Linked DNA regions of Homo sapiens: region 1 is linked to region 2. A link is an interaction called in ENCODE POLR2A ChIA-PET data of the cell type or tissue named here. Cell type or tissue: K562. All regions are shown on one strand. Links, peaks and the distances in the headings refer to the core of each region. The heading gives the core; the rest is flanking DNA.

Region 1 (7,977 bases), core at 4,825-7,324, 480 kb before region 2:
ACTGAAATCCCGTCTGTACTAAAAATACAAAAACTTAGCTGGACATGCTGGCATGTGCCTGTGATCCCAGCTACTTGGGAGGCTGAGGCAGGAGAATCACTTGAAGCCAGGAGGTGGAGGTTGCAGGGAGCCGAGGTTGTACCACTGCACACCAGCCTGGGTGACAAAGCTAGATTCTGTCTCAAAAAAAAAAGACCAAAAAACAGGCCGGGTGTGGTGGCTCATGCCTGTAATCCCAGCACTTTGGGAGGCCGAGGCGGGCAGATTGCCTGAGCTCAGGAGTTCAAAAGCAGCCTGGGCAACACGGTGAAACTCCATCTCTACTAAAAATACAAAAAAATTAGCCAGGCTTGGTGAGGTACGCCTGTAGTCCCAGCTACTCAGGAGGCTGAGGCAGCAGAATTGCTTGAACCCAGGAGGCGGAGGTTACAGTGAGCCAAGATTGCGCCACTGCACCCCAGCCTGGGCAACAGAGGGAGAGTCCGTCTCCAAAAACAAACACACAAACAAACAAAACCAAAAAAAAAAAAACAGAAAGAAAAACAAAGTGGGGCCAGGCGCAGTGGCTCACACCTGTAATCCCAGCCCTTTGGAGGGCTGAGGCAGGCGGATCACCTGAGGTCAGGAGTTCAAGACCAGCCTGGCCAACATAGTGAAACCCTGTCTCTACAAAAATACAAAAATTATCCCGGCATGATGGCAGGTGCCTGTAATCTCAGCTACTCAGGAGGCTGAGGCAGGAGAATCACTTGAACCCGGCAGGCGGAGGTTGCAGTGAGCCGAGATGGCGCCATTGCACTCCAGCTTGGGTGACAGAGCGAGACTTGGTCTCAAAAAAAAAGAAAAAGGAAGTGGAATGGTGAGTGCCAGGGGTTGAGGGAGGGAGAAATGGAGAGTTGTTCAGTAAATATAGAGTTTCAGTTTTACAAGATAAAGAGAGTTCTGGAGATTGGTTGCACAACAATATGAATGTACTTAACATTGCTGATCTGTACACTTTAAAATGGTTAAAATGGTAAATTCTGTATTATATATATTTTACACAATTAGAATTTTTAAGAGAACAGAGGAATAGATATAGGTATTAAGTATAACAGCTGCTAAGATTATTAGAAAATGAGACAAACAGACATTATATACCACCTAGAGAAGCCAAGCCCCACCTGCAGTCTGACCAAAGGGATCAATCCTGAGCCTGAGCCAGTCTCTGGATTCAGCTGGCAATTCACAGGACGATCACAGGACAGAGCAGTGTGTTGAACAGAACCTCGAGTGTGCAGTCAGCAATGTCAGGCCAAGGGAGATGCAACAGTCAAACTTCCAGATTCTTTCAAGGAAAAAGTATAAGGAAATAAAAGGATGAATGAGGAACTCACAAATTTAAAAAGAATTAAAAGGCAGCAAATTTTTCAAATGATCAAGAATGTAGTATCTAGGTATGTACATTTGAGTAAGAAAACAATTTTAAGGCCAGGCGCGGTGGCTCACGCCTGTAATCCCAGCACTTTGGGAGGCCAAGGCGGGTGGATCACAAGGTCAGGAGTTCGAGACCAGCCTGGCCAATATGGTGAAACCCCGTCTCTGTTAAAAATACAAAAAAAATTAGCCAGGCGTGGTGGCAGGTGCCTGTAGTCCCAGCTACTCAGGAGGCTGAGGCAGGAGAATAGCTTGAACCCGGGAGGCGGAGCTTGCAGTGAGCTGAGATTGTGCTACCGCACTCCAACCTAGGCAACAGAGTGAGACTCCATCTCAAAAAAAAAAAAAAAAAAAATTAAAAGACACAAGAGTGATTCCTTAAAAGTCAGGACAGTGGTTTCTTGTGGGGGCCATGGGTGGGATGGGACACATATGAGGAGCACACAGCAAAGTTCTCTTTCTCATTTATTTATTTATTCTTGAGATGGAGGCTTGCTCTGTCGCCCAGACTGGAGTGCAGTGGCATGATCTCGGCTCACTGCAGCCTCCACCTCCCAAGTTCAAGTGATTCTCCTGCCTCAGTCTCCTGAGTAGCTGGGATTATAGCGTGGGCCACCACGCCCAGCTAATTTTTTGTATTTTTCATAGAGATGGGGTTTCACCATGTTGCCCAGGCTGGTCTCAAACTCCTGACCTCAGGTGATCTGCCCGCCTCGGCCTCCCAAAGTGCTGGGATTACAGGCGTGAGCCACTGTGCCCAGCCTTGTTTATTTACTTATTTATTTATTTATTTTTGGAGACAGAGTCTTGCTCTGTTGCCCAGGCTGGAGTGCCGTGGCGTGATCTCGGCTCACTGCAACCTCCACCTCCTAGGTTCAAGCAATTTTCCTGCCTCAGCCTCTGAGTAGCTGGGATTACAGGCATAAGCTACCATGCCCAGCTAATTTTTTGTATTTTTAGTAGAGACAGGGTTTCACTATGTTGGCCAGGCTGGTCTTGAACTCCTGACCTCGTGATCCACCCACCTCAGCCTCTTAAAGTGCTGGGATTACAGGAGTGAGCGACCGCGCCTGGCCTAAATTTTCTTATAAATTCATATTGCCATGTCTAAATACCTCAGGGAGCAGTGACTCCAGAAAACCATACAAACCTAGCACATGAATTAATGGATTATTATAAGAATTCTGGAGATGGATGGTGGCGATGAGTTCATGGTTGCGTGGTTGTGAATGTAGTTAGTATCATTGAACTGTGCATGTAAAATGGTTAAAGTGGTAAGTGTTTTAGTGTAGGTATTTTGCCACAGTTAAAAATAAATAGGCTGGGCACGGTGGCTCATGCCTGTAATCCCAGCACTTTGGGAGGCCGAGGCGGGCGGAGCACGAGGTCAGGAGTTCAAAACCAGCCTGGCCAACATAGTGAAACCCCCGTCTCTACTAAAAATACAAAAATTAGCTGGGAATGGTGGTGTGTGCCTGCAGTCCTAGCTACTTGGGAGGCTGAAGCAGGAGAATCGCTTGGACCCGGGAGGTGGAGCTTGCAGTGAACTGAGTTTATGCCACTGCACTCCAGCTCGGGCAATAAGAGTTGAGACTTCATCTCAAAAAAAAAAAAAAAAAAAAGGAAAGAAAATTTAATTTAATGTGTAACAATTCAATCAATGCACTGGTATCTGCTGCAAGACACGTCCATTCAGTCTACCCTGAATTCCCAGGAAGATTTCTTCCTAAGATGACCTTAAATTGACAAATCCTTTAATGTTAGACCTTGTCAAAATGCTTTAAGGAGCTGTTTAGTTTCTTTCTTATTTATTTTAATTGTGGTAACTTAATGTGTTGTTTTTTTTTTTTTTTTTTTTACAATAAATTTTTCTGAAAAAGGAAGGAAGTATTGGCTACAAACAGAGTAGTCACGCAGACCAAGGTTAAAATCCAGATTCTGCCTTTTGTTAGCTCCGTGACTTTTGGCAAATTACTTAAGCTCTCTAAGACTCAATTAGTAATCTGGAAAAGTAATTGTAATAGTAATTACCTCCTAGCATTGTGGTGGGACTTTAATAAAACAATACCTATCAATCCCCTAACACCACGCCTGGCCTGGGGTAACTGCTATATATGTTAGTTGTTTCGTTCCAAAAAGAATTGGACCTGGGTCTAAGAAACCCCAAGTGCCACTGTCAGCTCCAACCCTGACTTGCTGTATAGTCTTGGTAAAGCCGCCTGTCTCTGAGGCCGGTTACCTCATCACTGTCCTGAGAATCCCTGTCCTCTGTGAGAACAGTACTGCTGAGGTGCAGTGTCCTGTTTGTTGGTATGCAAGGGGCTTAGGAATGAGGCTGCCGGTGCTTGGGTTTCCTACAACCCAGTGCAGAGCCTGCAGCCACTCCAGCAGGCAACTAGCAAGAGGCGGTGTGGAGCTGCAGGGCTGCCCATGCACACCGGCAGGTGAAAATGCACCTTAGACACACAGCTGAGACGGTAAATTGGTTTCCGTCATCCTGTGCAGGGAAGATCATGCTGGTTTTACCCTTCTTGTTGGGCTGCCTCTTGTAAACCTTGTTTGCCCTCCTTTATCGGGCTGCGCTGAACTTAAAGAACAGACAAGTTGAGGTTCATTATAGCAACCCCAGGGAAGGGTGGCCTACCTCTCAAAGATTCACTTTTTCCCCCTGCATTTCTCTGTTTTATATAAGTAAAATAATAATGTACACATTATTTTGCTGCATTTCATGATTTTATGATTGTTCTATGTCAATAACAAAAAAAGAAAACCAATCACAGAGACAGTCAGTTTTATTCAGAATCCTGCTTCCCCAGGGGCATAAAAGAGACGAATCCCCAATTCTTTAACTGAGATGAGAAGGAGAAATCAAGTTCAATGTTAAATAGACTCTCTGGAGTCACTACCCCCAAAGTATCTGGGCGTGGGAATATGAGTTTATAAGAAAATTTGGTTTAAAGTGTAACAACTCAATCAATGCTGTCTACCACAAGACACCTCCATTCAGTCTACCATGAATTCCCAGGAGGATTTCTTCTTAAGATGCCCTTAAGTTGACAAATCCTTTAATGTTAGACCTTGTCAAAGTGCTTTAAGGAGCTGTTTAGTTTCTCATTTATTTATTTATTTTTAATTGTGGTAAAATATCTGTAACACGGGGCCAGGTGCAGTGGCTCATGCCTATAATCCTAGCACTTTGGGAGGCCGAGGTGGGTGGATTGCCTGGGCTCAGGAGTTTAAGACCAGCCTGGGCAACACGGTGAAACCCTGTCTCTACTAAAATACAAAAAAAATTAGCCGGCCATGGCAGCATGCACCTGTAATCCCAGCTACTTGGGAGGCTGAGGCAGGAGAATCGCTTGAACCCAGGAGGCAGAGGTTGCAGTGAGCCGAGATCACGCCATTGCACTCCAGCCTGGGCAACGGAGCGAGACTCCATCTCAAAAAAAAAAAAATGTATATATATATATCCATAATACTTACGAGTTTAACCATTTTATATGCACGGTTCAGTGACACTAACTACATTCACAACCATGCAATCATGTGCCCATCACCACCCATCACCACCATCCACCTCCAGAACTCTTCACTTTGCAAAACTGAAATTCTGTACCCATTAAACACTAACTCCCCTTTCCTCCTTCCCGCAGCCCCCGGCAGCCACCATTCCACTTTTTATCTCTATGAATTTGATGGCTCTAGGGACTTTATATAAGTGGAATCATGCAGTATTTCTCTTTCTCTGATTGGCATATTTTACTTAGCAGAATGTCCTCAAGGTTCATCCAGGTGATACCACGTGCCAGATGCCCTTCCTTTTTTAAGGCTTAAAAATATTCCATGGTATGTGAGGACCACATTCTGTTTCCCCATTCATCTGCTGATGGACATGTGGGTTGCTTCCACCTTCTGGTTATTGTGAATAATGCTGCTATGAACATGAGTATATCAGTTTCTCTTTAAAAGTGTCCAGTAATCCTTTATTCCAGTGATGGTGTAGTTGTTCAGATTGTACAGGGGAGCATCTCGGCTAGATACCAGTAGTCACTTAATAGCTCTCTTGAACACCCACAGTCAGGAACTGGGTAAATAGCAAGGTGGCAGGAGGCACAGGACGGGGTGGGAGTGAGGGTGGGTGCAGCCACAGCTGGAAGTGTGCACAGCTGGAACTTCCCAGCATTGAGCAGGTCCTCATGGGAACAATTTATGAAAACTATGATTATTTTTCCATTTCCTAGACTCTGTGATTGTTTTCACAAGAAGCTAAGTGGTTTCTGTGTGATTATATATCCCAGGTGTTGTGTGGAATTTTAACTCAAATACCAAAATCTAGGGCGATTTGCCTATCACGCATCCATTTATTCCACTTCCTCCAGCAAGTTCACAGCACTATGTAAAATGCTTAGAACCAGTGGAGGTTTTTGTGAGTTCTGGAAAACAAGAGGAGGGAAAAATCAATGGAGAAAAGCAGGAGTGAAGCAGATAGCCACTGAGAAGAAGAAGATGGCAGGCTGACGGGAAAGTACAGCGGCCGAGTGTCTGCTGGCGAGCTGTGCGTCAGGGCCCACTTGCACAAATAGTAAGGCAGAACTAGTGGCCCCCTAGACCCAGGGGGCGTTTAGAGGTCCTGGGAAACATAAACTCTCCATCCTAAGACAACACTACACCCTCCCACTCCTAATCAAGGCCCTTACATTCCACCATTCAAGCGCATTAAATAATAGTTGTCCAAATGTGTGGTAAAGGATTTTCTCTTTTCAGAGCCACTCTTTTAAAATGCAGACGCTCCAGCCGGGCGCGGTGGCTCACGCCTGTAATCCTAGCACTTTGGGAGGCCAAGGCAGGCGGATCATGAGGTCAAGAGATCAAGACTATCCTGGCCAACATGGTGAAACCCCACCTCTACTAAAAATACAAAAATTAGCTGGGCATGGTGGCGCGTGCCTGTAGTCCCAGCTACTCAGGAAGCTGCGGCAGGAGAATCGCTTGAATCCAGGAGGCAGAGGTTGCAGTGAGTCGAGATCGCACCATCACACTCCAGCCTGGCGACAAAGCGAGACTTCGTCTCAAAAAAAAAAAAAAAAAAAAAAAAAAAAGTCCAGGCACAGTGGCTCATGCCTGTAATCCCAGCACTTTGGGAGACTGAGGCAGGTGGACCACAAGGTTAGGAGATCGAGACCATCCTGGCTAACATGGTGAAACCCCATCTCTACTAAAAATACAAAAAAAAAAAATCAGCCGGGGGTGGTGGCGGGCGCCTGTAGTCCCAGCCACTCGAGAGGCTGAGGCAGGAGCATGGTGTGAACCCAGGAGGCGGAGCTTGCAGTGAGCAGAGATGGCGCCACTGCGCTCCAGCCTGGGCGACAGAGCGAGACTCCATCTCAAAAAAAAAAAATGTGGACGCTCCTTACAGAGCTCTCCGAATTTCAACACCCTTTAGAGTTCCTCCAGCTTGACTGTTCTCTAGCTGCTCTGAGGGGCCTCTGGGGAGTGTGGGGCAAAGAGGGGGAGTCAAGTAGACAGGGCTCTGGGTTCCCCCACTCCACTCCAGCTACAGCAGCAAGCTGCTTCTGTCTTATATAAATTGTTACATAAACCAGTAGTTGCGCTACCAAGAAAAGGGGGAAAGGGAAATGTTTGAAAAATCCCTAATCTTGAGCAACCCCCTTGTTTAACAGAGGAGGCCTGGAGAAGTTGAGAGAAGGGTTCAGCGTCACACAGCAAATTCATTCAACAAATATTTTCTACTGTGCCAAACACACAGTAAACAAAGATGAGCACACAAATCCTTGCCCTGAAGACTGGGCCCTTCTCTCCAGGATGACTCTTCCGCAGCCTTGAGGGGACACAGAGGGCACTGTCAGCAAGGAGGAGGATGGCCTTTCCCCATGACATGTTCCAGCCACATCATCCTGACACCCCAAATATGATTGAGGCCATCTCTCCTGTGCATGCAAAAGAGAACACACATTTGTTCTCTTTAGTGTATTGTGCCTCAACCATCTCATTTCACTCTTTCTGAAGCCGTGCAATGTGCATGCCTACCATGTGCCAAGCAGTTCTAGCATGTGAGGCTGAATAAGACGTGGCCTCTGCTCCCATGGATCTTCCAGCCAAACAGGGGAGAGAAAAGCTCTGCATAAATGATCACAGTACAGAGTCAGCTCTACACACTGATAGCTTATCAGCCTTGGAGTCTGGGTCAGGGAAAGAAGAGATACATCTAGCTAGGGGAGGAAGCATTAGAATAGGGCCTCACTTCTCTTTCCAAATTTCGGGTTAAGAAATTGGATGTTGGAGGGCCGGGCGCGGTGGCTCACGCCTGTAATCCCAGCACTTTGGGAGGCCGCGGCAGGCGGATCATGAGTTCAGGATATCGAGACCATCCTGGCTAACACGGTGAAACCCGGTCTCTACTAAAAAATACAAAAAAAATTAGCCGAGCATGGTGGTGGGCACCTGTAGTCCCAGCTACTCGGGAGGCTGAGGCAGGAGAATGGCGTGAACCCAGGAGGCGGAGCTTGCAGCGAGCCGAGTATGCGCCACTGCACTCCAGCC
Region 2 (12,293 bases), core at 3,844-6,343:
TATAAACAGTATTTTGTTTTATTATTCCTAACTAAAGTTGGGCATTGTAAAAGAGAGAAATTCAAACTACTACCTTATATAAAAACTTCTAAACTGACTATATTGGCGCTCAACAAAGTCTGCAAATAGCTATTCAAATCAGCCACTTCTCCAGGGTCGTCACTGCTCCCTACAGTCTTACAGTGGCTGCTCCCTGCCCTGGCACCAGCCCGCCCCACCCCTTTTTCTCCCTTCACCCCCAAAAACTCCTGAGCTAGATCCAAGCTGGTGGTAGGCCTGACACGATGTCCTCCTAATCCTCATCAGATCACATAGAAAAATCATTGCTTAGGTACCACATTTTAGGAGGGGCACTGCCAAGCCTGGGTAGGTGAAGACACAGCAATGAGCTCAGAAGACATCCCCGACACAGGATGGCTGACAGCTCTGGAGAGAGGTGATATGCAATTGTAGAAAGTCATATTTCTTGCAATCTTAGAGGAATAAAGGAGTTTTGTTGTTGTTTAGGTAAAAAGCCTTCGGCCTGAGCTGCCTCTCCCGAGCTCCAATTCCTCAGATTCCCATTTAACATCCTTGAACTTCAATTTCTTTAGTAAGGAATAATTATACCTCACCATCAGGTGGTTATATCCTCACAACAATCAAAAGCTAAGTAAGTGTGAATTATACAAGAGGTTGAAAAAACCTTACTAGATACCTCACGCAATCACTGGTAGAATGATGATCTTGTAGGGGTGGTGGCAGGAGGGTGGGAAGACACAGACGCATGATGATAAGGTTTGGATATTTGTCTCCTCCAGATCTCATGTAAGAATGTGATCCCCAACGTTGGAAGCAAGGCCTAGTATGAGGTGTTTGGGTCATGGGGGTGGATCCCTCATGAATGGCACGGTGATGAGTGAGTTCTCACTCTACTAGTTCACTCAAGAGCTGGTTGTTTAACAGAGCCTGGCACCTCTTCCTCTTTCTTGCCCTTCCTCTCACATGTGACATGCCTGCTCTCCGTCACCTTCTGCCAGGAGTAAAAGCTCTCTGAGGCCTCTCCAGAAGCCAAGCAGACACTCATGCCATGCTTGTACAGCCTACAGCACCGTGAGCCAATTAAACTTCTTTTCTTAATAAATCACCCAGTCTCAGGTATTCCTTTACAACAATGTAAATGGACTAAGACACATGTTAATACAGAAGACTGGGAGAAGCCCTATCAGAAGCCAACAATGTGCCAGGAGAGAGGGCAAGGCAGTCCCAACCAGGAGTCAAAAGCTAATCAGTAAGCTCAGTACACACGACAGCCCGTTAATCCTCATCAACACTTTGTAGGTAGGTATTGTTGCTCCATGTTACTAATGAGAAAACTGAGGCTTAGAAAAATAAAAGTCTAACAGCCAGTAGAGAGGTAGACCTCAGATTTTAAGAACATACACTTGCTGTCTGCCAATCCAGGAAGGACTAAACTGGAAAGAGCTCATCTTCGAGAACTTATAATGTATAAAACGTCAACCTAAATTTTTTTGTTGTTATTAATATTTTAGTGCTTAGAAAAAGAACTGTTCCTACATGAAACAGTAATTCTTACAATATTGTTTAGCAAGTAATCTTAACTTTGAACAAGAACGTTTAAAAATAAATATATTGTTGGGTGAGCAGGAAAATCACTTTAAAATGTTGTAGAATAATCTTCCAATATTGTTCCTTTCACCCATCCCTCAAACTACACTAATGAACATTTTTTTTCTCCCAGTATTTGCTCTTTCTCAGCAATGCAAACATAATTTTCATGACTGTTTTCCATTATGACACATACTGTACATTTCCAACGACATAAATGACGTTCGATGATTTTTTTTCCCATCTCTAGCTCTCTGCTGGTCAATTAGTCTATCAACTAACACATATTTATCTCAACATCTGAGACACATAAGGAGTATCTTCATTCCAGATCACTGATAGTAACCTGAGAAGGAAAGAACGACCTACAATTAACGGTTCAAACTCTAGCATACAAAGTTAAAATACTGATTAAGGCCAGACGTGGCAGCTCCCGTGTGTAATCCCAGAATTTTGGGAGGCCGAGGTAGACGGATCATTTGAGGTCAGGAGTTTGAGACCAGCCTGGCCAACATGGTAAAACCCCGCCTCTACTAAAAATACAAAAAAAAAAAAAAAAAAAAAAAATTAGCTGGGCATTGTGGCAGGCACCTGTAATCCCAGCTACTTGGGAGGCTGAGGCAGCAGAATCACTTGAACCTGGGAGGTGGAGGTTGCAGTGAGCCGAGATTGCACCACTGCAATCCAGTCTGGGTGACAGAGTGAGACTCCATCTCAAATAAATAAATAAATTAAATTAAATACCAGTTAAATACCAGTACCCACACTTGAGTCCACGAGTTTGAAACCAGCCTGGGCAACACAGCATGATCCCATCTCAAAAAAAAAAAAACAAAAAAAAAAACAAACCAGTATCCATAGTTAAGTGCCAGTTAAAAGACTTACATGTTCTTGAAAATACAAATGAGGATGTGAAGCTGTTATCTCTAAGGAAAACCACCAAAATTAACAGCAAATAGCCAGAAAACCATGTAGAGAAGCATGTAATTTTGTTATGGAGCAGAAGACAAGGGATCATTAAAGCACTTAAGCTATTTTATAATAGACTCCTCACTTACGTTTTTCGTCATCAGCATGCACCAGAGATGCTGCCCTGGACAAAACATCCAATGGCGTCTCCATTCCTGGTTGGAGCCTAAGAGGAAAAAATAAAAGGGGAAAAAATAATTTAAACAGAATTCAAAAGACTCTTAGAATCCTAGTCATTAACAGAATGAGTCCTCAACCAAATGCAAATCATTCTTCTAAGGATGAAATTCTTCCCACATGAGGAAACAGAATGGGCTTGGTTCAGGGAGAGAGAAAAGGGTTAAACTCCATTTAGTCTACTAAGCTAAACTTTGCCAACTACAGGAAGCAGCTGATGTAGGAACTAAAAGAAGGGATATTGTGAATATTCATGCCCATGTTATTTGGTGCTTATGTTTATGTGCATGCATAACATGCCTGTATAAACATGCCCAATAAAAGAAAGGTTTTCAGAACAACGGCTGCTCTATGAACACAGCATCACTACCAGTGAGGTGGTGCAGCTTAACACACGCCACGTACTCATGGAAAGCTGTGTGAGAAACCCACTGGTAGGTTAATTGATATTTTAAGTCCAATAAGAATCTTTATGTTAAAACGTCATGTTTTGTATAATGGTATATTATATAATCACCACCTATCATCAATTTATCTAGCATCATGTTTTTTAATAAGACTGGATTTTTATTGTTGTTTCCTTAAATTACAGCATACTATAAAAGCTAAAACAGCAAAAGATTTAAAGCTCGAGGAAAGCCCTGGAAAACCAGAATGCTTTTTACCCAGTTTCCCTTTTCTGGGTTATTTAAACACACACACAGTTACTGGCACACACACCCTACTAGCTCACCAGCTGAGAAAAACAACTCCTTAACTGTACCACTTTACAGACACTTGGAATTTATTCAGCATTCTTCAACACTTATGGAGTACCTACTACGTATGCACCGGTCACAACATGTGGCAGACCAGCTTTTCTTTGTAATATTCATACCTCAGGCCTCCAAAGAAACACTGATCCACGAGGCATGGTAGCTCACGCCTGTAATCCCAGCACTTTGGGAGGCCAAGGCGGGCAGATCACTTGAGGTCAGGAGTTCAAGACTAGCCTGGCGAACATGGTGAAACCCCATCTCTATTAAAATTACAAAAAATTAGGTCGGGCGTGGTGGCTCACGCCTGTAATCCCAGCACTTTGGGAGGCCGAGGCGGGCAGGTAACCTGAGGTCGGGAGTTTGAGACCAGCCTGAACAACATGGAGAAAACCCATCTCTACTACAAATACAAAAAAATTAGCCGGGTATGGTGGCCCATGCTTGTAATCCCAGCTACTCAAGAGGCTCAGGCAGGAAGATCGCTTGTACCCGGGAGGCAGAGGTTGCGGTGAGCCGAGATCGAGCCATTGCACTCCAGCCTGGGCAACAAAAGGGAAACTCCGTCTCAAAAAAAAAAAAAAAAAAAAAAGAAAAAAAGAAAAGAAAAGAAAGAAACATAGATCCCTGATCATGCAATATGACTTCATTCAGTAAACGTTAAATATCTACAAGGAGCTCCAGGCGGGAAAAATAAACAAAGCCCAGTAGCTGCCTTCGAGGAGCTTTCAATCTGCACGGGAGGCAGGCCACCGAGACATCTAGTTTAAGGCAGCATTCTTCCAAAGCATTCTGCACTGGGTGTTCATATTTTGTAAGAAAAAAACGTTTTTCTATGGTAAATAAGTTTGAGGAAGCCTGGAGTAAACCAAGCTAAGCAGCGTATTTTCCTCCCCGTGCCTTTAATCTCCCGTTGTGGGGACAGAAAGCCCTGTACACGCGAAACCTCGTAGACGTCATGAGCCATTTTCAACCCAAAACGCATCTCAGGGAACATCTGGGGAAAATACTGGGTTAGGGCAAAATGTGCAAAGCGTCAAAACAGTGCTAGAAACAAAGTCCTACAGAAATAACAGATGAATTCTGAAAGGCTTTGTGAAGAAAACAGAACTTGAGCGGAGGCTTTGAAGAACGAATATAAAAGTTCCTCCCCCAGAAGGGAAGAACAGAAGCAGAATCGGTTTAACAACACGCTGCCCAAATCGCCTACAAGAGTAAAATGGGGACAGAAAGTAAGCGACAAGGTTGGAAATTTAGATTGGGACCACATCGTGAAAGGACTGAGGGCTTCGATGGGACCGCGGCTTGACACGCATTAAGGAGCCACTGAAAACTCCATCTAAGCAGAAAAGCGGCTTAGTCATCCATGCGTTCTGGGCAAGTTATCCTGGCCGCACCACGTGGAACGGAGTAGATAGAGCTCGGGAAGCTGAGCGCAGGGCGGACAACGGGAAGGCCAGAGCCGTGGGCAAGCACGCGGAGGGCAGCGAGGGGCACTGGCACCGGAGCCGCGGGGAGGCAGGAAAACGCAGAGGCGGAGCTCACTGAGCTTGGCAGGCAGAGAGAGGAGGGGAGGGCCACGGAAGACTAAGAGTGGCAGGGAGGCAACGACCTCCTAACACACGCACATGTCTTCTTTTTCAGAGAGGATGGGTAAAAGCAGCGGTCTAAGAGGGAAAACCTAACAGTGCTCACATTCCTGATCTTCTTTGTAAAAACAGAAAAGACCATCTCCTAAGAGGAAGGATTTGTGAACTTGTTCAACAATGGAGAAAACCAACAAGAACTTGGAACTGACTAACAGAAAAAAGTCTGCTGAACTCCCAAGAACTAGGTAATATTCTCTTCACCCAAGCCAGCTTCCTATTCAGGAAAGATCTGGGTTTAAAGTCTTGTGATTTGGTCGAGACCATCCTGGCTAACACAGTGAAACCCCGTCTCTACTAAAAACACAAAAAATTAGCCAGGCGCGGTGGCGGGCACCGTAGTCCCAGCTACTGGGGAGGCTGAGGCAGGAGAATGGCATGAACCCGCGAGGCGGAGCTTGCAGTGAGCTGAGATCGCGCCACTGCACTCCAGCCTGGGCGACAGAGCGAGACTCCGTCTCAAAAAAAAAAAAAAAAAGATCTTGTGATTTGGGGTAGTAACTGCTGATAAGCATCCTACTTTGCAATAATACAGCATTTAGACTCATAATTCTCTAAATTAATTTTACCCCATTAAGTTGAAGGACAATGCTTTCAAAATTCTAGACCTAAATAGATTAATACATACCTTAGGTTATATAAAGTATGCACAGAAACAAAATATCAAAGCATAAAAGTATCAAATGACATAAGGTAGACCCAGAATTCTAGCATAGCGGAATATTAGACATTTAAGTTTATACAGATGCTATGAAATCCTAAACCCCCAAGCAACTTACATTCAAAGTAGGTAGATAAGATAATGGGTATTAAAGGTTCATCCACAAGGCACCTGCCATCTGCTGCAACCTTATTAATGAAATCAACCAATGTTTATTACACAATTATTCTAAGCTCAGCAAAGTGCCCAGAAAAGGTTAAGGAGAAACAGAAGATAGATCTCTGCTTTCAAGGAGTCACGCTCTTGTTCGGAAACTAAATTTTATAAGATAGGATAATGACAGGCAAAATCAAAAAGAGGATAAACAAAGACTAAATATTATTTAAAACTAAAATGGGTACAGTGTCATAAAAGAGATCAATGTCAGCTAACGTGTTTGCCTTGTGCACATCTATTTTTTGTTTGGGGGTGGTTTGTGGATGCGTGTGTGTTTCAAAAAGCCACTTGGAAAATTTCCTTCCCCGGTTGCCCTGCCCCAGGCAGTCACTCTCCTCTCTGGCCTCCCTCACCTTCCTGGATCGCACTGTGTTTCTGTATACTTCCTAGGTGCAAGGACCCTGTCTTATCCCCAGTGCAGTCATCCTGAGTCAACAACAGTCTGAGAAAAGGCACAGGGGCAGGAATGAGCACCTGGGACAGGTGGCCAGACCTGACTAGCTAGAACTGAAAATCCACGTTAGGAAGCAGCAGAAGCTAAATTCAGGTGAGCCTGATGCGGGTGGCCTTAGGAAAGAGCTGACAGCTGGCCTTCAGGTTGATACTTAATGTCACAGGCAACAGGCAGTTGTCATCATCTGTCCCTGAGCTGGCCCGTGACATGATGTTCACACTATTTTAGTTTAGAAGTTCCATGCGTCTAGGCATGTGGCTCACGCCTATAGTCCCAGCACTTTAGGAGGCTGAAGCAGAATAATTGCTTGAGCTCAGCAGTTGGAGAACAGCCTGGGCAACATAGTGAGACCCCATTTCTAAAAAAAAAAAAAAATTTAAATAAAAAATGAGCTGGAAGTGGTGGCATGGGCCTATGGTCCCAGCTACTCAGGGAGCTGAGGTGGGAGGATCACTTGACCATGGAGGGTTGAGGCTGCAGTGAGCCGTAATTGCACCACTGCACTCCAGCCTGGGCAACAGAGCCAGACCCTGCCTCAAAAAAAAAAAAAAAAAAAAAAAAAGACGAAGAAGTTCTGTGTAGGATGGTTTGACTGGAGAGGGTGACTCCAGAAGTTACTGGAGGTGGATGAGTTAAGAGGCTTCTGTAGGAAGCAGGTGCAAGATAAGGACAATACAGCTGGGACATGAGGGACGGGGACCAAGCATTATCTAGCCATGGAAGAACAAAGCAAAGGTGGAAGATAACAGTTATTAAAAAAAAAAAAAATGGTCTTCCAGGTGGGTGTGGTGGCTCAGCCATGTAATCCCAGTGCTCTGAGAGGCCAAGGCAGGAGGATCGCTTGAGCCCGGGAGTTCCAGACCAGCCTGAGCAACACAGAAATTTGGAAATTTACTCATTTCTACAAAAGATTAAAAAATTAGCCGGGCATAGGGACGTATACCTATAGTCCCAGCTACTCGGGAGGCTGAGGTGGGAGGCTCCCTTGAAGCCAGGAGGTCGATGCTGCAGTGAGCTATGATCACACCACTGCACTCCAGCCTGAGTGACAGGGTGAGACCCCATCTGTAAAAAACAAACAAAAAGTCTTCTGCATTTTATGTCTTATATACATCCTATCCACAGCACTAAATAAACCCAATAAAACATATTGATAATGTGGGAGGAAAAACCATGGCTACAGTATTAGATGGAGGATCACACCACATTGACAGGCAAATCAGCATCATGATTATTTCAGCATCAAATTAGCATCAGGATTAATATGAATCCAGGTAAACCACTTCCAATCTATGTAACCCTGGGAAATGACAACCTCTGTGTGTCTATTTCCTCATCTGGAAAATGGAGATATTAATATTACCTCCCTCATACGGTTTTCTGAGAAGTGAATGGGCCTTATAGGTATTGAAATAATTATTTGCCAAAACTTATGCAAATATATTGAATAAATCACAAATGACAGTAAATGTACTGAAAATGACAGGGCACTGTCCACTACTTTAGCTAGCGTGGTCTGGGAAGATTTCGCTGAAGAGAAGAATGGAAGTTGAGACCTAAAGAATGAGAAGAATTAGACCCAGAAAGAGCAGGGAGGGTGGGAAAAGGTGGGAGACAGCAGCACATGCTGAGACCAACACACAAAAAAGCTGGGCAGGTGATGTGGGGGGCGGCCAGGGTGGCTGCCCTGAAGTCAGCAAAAGGGAGGCCTGAGGTGGGCAGCACAGGGCCAGGTCACGTGTGCCTGGAGGGCCTGCAACACCGATATTTTATTTTAAGTCCGTGAAAAGTCCTGGAATGGCCCGAAAAGCTTCAAGCAAGGAAGTGACAAGTTTATTTTATTTCCTTTATGAGCCACAAATTATCCTCTACCTTACACAAAAAATTATGCTGCATCTGAAAAACAAATCTAGGTCTATCCCAATAATGTCTTATTTCTGTGGTAGTTTTGCATTAGGATATAGTGATAACCAAAAATAATCCATTGAGGACCAGGCATGGTGGCTCACACCTGTAATCCCAGCACTTTGGGAGGCTGAGGTGGGCAGATCACTTGAGGGTGGGGGTTCGAGACTAGCCTGGACAACATGGTGAAACTCAGTCTCTACTAAAAACACAAAAACTAGCCAGGCATGGTGGTGATGGCACCGGTAATCCCAGCTACTCAGGAGGCTGAGGCAGAACTGCTTGAACCCGGGAGACGGGGGTTGCAGTGAGCCGAGATTGGGAAAGTGCACTCCAGCCTGGGCAACAGAGTAAGATTCCATCTCAAAAATAATAATAATAATAATCCATTGAAATGCTGACACCTGGAACATAACAACATTTAAGTGAGTGGAGTGTGGCTCTAGAAAAAGATACAGAGGGCCAGGTGCAGTGGCTCATGCCTGTAATCCCAGTACTTTGGGAGGCCAAGGTGGGCGGATCACAAGGTCAGGAGTTCAAGACGAGCCTGGCCAACATAGAGAAACCCCGTCTCTTCTAAAAATATAAGAAATTAGCCAGGCATGGTAGCAGGCACCTGTAATCCCAGCTACTCGGGAGGCTGAGGCAGGAGAATAGCTTGAACCTGAGAGGCGGAGGTTGCAGTGAGCCGAGATTGCACCATTGCACTCCAGCCCAGGGAACAGTGCAAGACTCCGTCTAAAAAAAAAAAAAAAAAAAAAAAAACAGATACAAAGTACACTGTGTGCTCCACTGCACTGCAAACCAGTTTCTGGTCTATCTATTCACCTTTTTCGTGGTTGTCAAATGTGAAGTTAATTCATCATGAATAGACATATATTTTGTTGTTGTGGATTTTTTTTTTTCAGGTAATGGTCATATATTTTCTCTGCCAGTCCACATGCCTTTCCTCACACTCCCTTAGCCTCAATTCATATGTTCTTCCAAATAACTAAAGGTTGAGAATTAGGGAACAAGAGGTATCGATTTTAAAGCTACAAAAACTTAGGGGCACTCAGTGCTAACGGCAAGCTCAGCTATAAATCTGACAGCCATTTTTTGGCCTTCCACAAAGAACTGTCCCTTTTTAGTCAACAAGGGGACATGAGTACCTATCTTGGTGTGTTAGTCCATTTTGTGTCACTATAAAGTAATACCTGAGGCTGCGTAATTTATAAGAAAAGAGGTTTAACTGGCTCACAGTAGACTGTATAAGCATGGTGCCAGCATCTGCTCAGCTTCTGGTGAGACCTCAGGAAGCTTCCAATCATAATGGAAGGCAAAGCAGAAGCCAGCACATGACATGGCAAGGGCAGGAGCAAAAGAGGCAAGAAGGTGCCACATTCTTTTCAACAACCAGATCTCCCATGAACTACCAGAGAACTCACGCATCACCAAGGGGATGGCACTAAACCATTCATGAGGGATCGCTCCCATGATCCAACCTCTCCCACCAGGACCCACCTCCAACATTGAGGATCACATTTCCACATAACATTTGGAGGGGACAAACATCCAAACCAAATCACTTGGGAACAGCACTGTGGGGTATATTAGATTATATTGTTTTTCAAGCAATGGAACACAACTCCAAAATATGTTATGGAAGTTTTCCAAGAAGATTTGCACAATAAAAGCTACAGCACCAGGCATGTTCACTCCATGTCTGTCCCATGGCAGTGGCTAGATATGATATACTTTAGGTAAGAGTACGAGAACATGGAGCAACTACCTTGTCTAGATGTGGAGGCCAGGGGGGTGAGCATCGGAGGAATCACATTCAAACTGCCAGGTGTTCCTGCCACACACAGTAACAGGGCCAAAAGTCAGAAACAGACAGACATCACTATCCTTAAACACCTGATGGCCTCTCCAACTTCCAGATGCACACAATAAAATACCCTAATTCCTGTTGGCCCTGTTCCTTCATGAGTCCAAACTCTGGCCTCCCCAGGACCACTCCCTGAGCTAAAACCAATTTGGTTTCAGCTAATAATATACAATGGTAGGACAAACCCAAAAGTATGAACTATCACACCATGGCATGGGGTGTACTTCTTGGCCATCAAGAATTTAGAGATGTGGCTGGGCACCGTGGCTCATGCATATAATTCCAGCACTTTGAGAGGCTGAGGCAGGCAGATCACTTGAGGTCAGGAGTTCGAAACCAGTCTGGCCAACATGGTGAAACCCCGTCTCTACTAAAAATACAAAAATTAGCTGGGCGTGGTGGTGAGCACCTGTAATCCCAGCTACTCAGGAGGCTGAGGCAGGAGAATCACTCGAACCCGGGAGGCGGAGTTTGCAGTAAGCTGAGATCGCACCATAGCACTCAGCCTGAGCAACAGAGTGAGACTCCATCTCAAAAAAAAAAAAGAATTTAGAGGTGGCTGGGCACAATGGCTCATGCCTGTAATTCCAGCACTTTGGGAGGCCGAGGTGGGCAGATTACCTGGGCCCAGGAGTTTGAGACCAGCCTGGGCAACATGGCAAAACCTCATCTCAACAAAAAATACAAAAATTGGCCAGTCGTGGTGGTTCACCCCTGTAATCCCAGCACTTTGGGAGGCTGAGGCGGGCAGATCACAAGGTAAGGAGATCGAGACCATCCCGGCTAACATGGTGAAACCCCATCCCGGCTAACATGGTGAAACCCCATCTCGACTAAAAGTACAAAAAATTAGCCAGGCATGGTGGCAGGCACCTGTGGTCCCAGCTACTCGGGAGGCTGAGGAGGCAGAAGAATGGCGTGAACCCGGGAGGCAGAGCTTGCAGTGAGCCGAGGTTGCGCCACTGCACCCTAGCCTGGGCTCCATCTCAAAAAAAAAAAAAATTAGCCAGGTATGGTGGCGTATGCCTGTAGTCCCAGCTACTTGGGAGGCTGAGGCAGAAGGATGGCTTGAGCCCAGGAAGCTGAAGCTGCAATGAGCTGAGATCACGCCACTGTACTCCAGCCTGGGTGACAGAGGGAGACCCTGTCTCAAAAAAAAAATAAAAAAGAATTTAGAGGTATTTACTGGGTATCTCCTCTATTAAAACACTGTATTTAGACGTTACAAAAAAGGAAAAGTAAACTCCCTGCCCTTGAGCACCGTACACCAAATATGGATGATACTGGGTGATACACTGGCTGTCAGGCTCAGTGAGAAGGAAAACTGAATGAGAATCAGACCAAATGTCACCAGATTCTGGTGGCGACATGCAAGCACAGTTTCACGGTTTTAAATCCTCCAGCTCTTTCTCCTCCCCAGAGTGTCCGGTGATGCCCCACCAACTTCGTGCAGCACATATTCTTCCTGTTAACATCCCATTCTCAAACCACCCCTCTCTGCTCTTCTTGCTAAAAATATCTCTCATTTGAGTAATCCTTTTTTCTTCTCGCACTTTACCATCTGTTAAGTCAACAGAGCCAGGACTTTAGCATCAGGAAGCCCAAGTTTGAGCCCTACTTTAAATCTTTCACTCATTCAGTCAACAATCCCTGAAAGCCTATTTTGCTCTAGGCTTTGCCCTAGATGTCTAACACTTAATTGTATGGGCCAGTCATTTACCCTCTCCAGGCCCTAGTTTCCTCCTTAAAGAAAAAAGTAAAAAACATTGCCTAACTAACTTCCTATGATCACAAGCTTATCACATAGATTAAACGATGTAACTGAGAATGTCTTACAAACTAAAGAGAGAAACAGATTTTATTAGTCTACCACCACCATCTTCCAGGTGTATAGCATACATGTTTTCAAAATACATTCACATAAATGACCTGATTGGATTCTCACAATCAAATTATTACTTAGGCCAAATGGCCAAATATGATTATTATTTTTCTTCTACAGATTAAAAAAAAAGAAAAATTGAGGCACCAA

Evidence for each region. ChIA-PET counts read pairs that join two places held together with the same protein. Peaks named below come from ENCODE experiments on the same cell type or tissue, not always from the same donor. Only the 100,000 strongest peaks of a DNase experiment are listed, where the experiment ranks them.
Region 1: POLR2A ChIA-PET joins it to region 2 with 8 read pairs; 3 of 35 experiments call an interaction of 5 or more read pairs at or near these places.

What each region holds. Positions count from the first base shown.
Region 1 is chr3:11,216,697-11,224,673 of GRCh38, forward strand. All of the region lies in intron 1 of HRH1 (histamine receptor H1), which reads left to right. LOC102723663 (a long non-coding RNA gene) reads right to left here. Exons shown (of 4, transcript XR_001740596.2): 2 at 1,164-1,327. Among named protein-coding and RNA genes, the nearest start is that of ATG7, 52 kb to the right of the region's middle. In K562, for the core only: a CTCF peak has its summit at 5,312 (motif pointing left); no DNase peak of the experiment used is centred there; H3K27me3 peaks cover 716 bases.
Region 2 is chr3:11,700,305-11,712,597 of GRCh38, forward strand. It overlaps a transcript of VGLL4 not described here. Among named protein-coding and RNA genes, the nearest start is that of VGLL4, 63 kb to the left of the region's middle. RefSeq lists a silencer at 4,891-5,185. In K562, for the core only: no CTCF peak of the experiment used is centred there; a DNase peak (open chromatin) is centred at 4,887; H3K4me3 peaks cover 546 bases; H3K27me3 peaks cover 2,018 bases.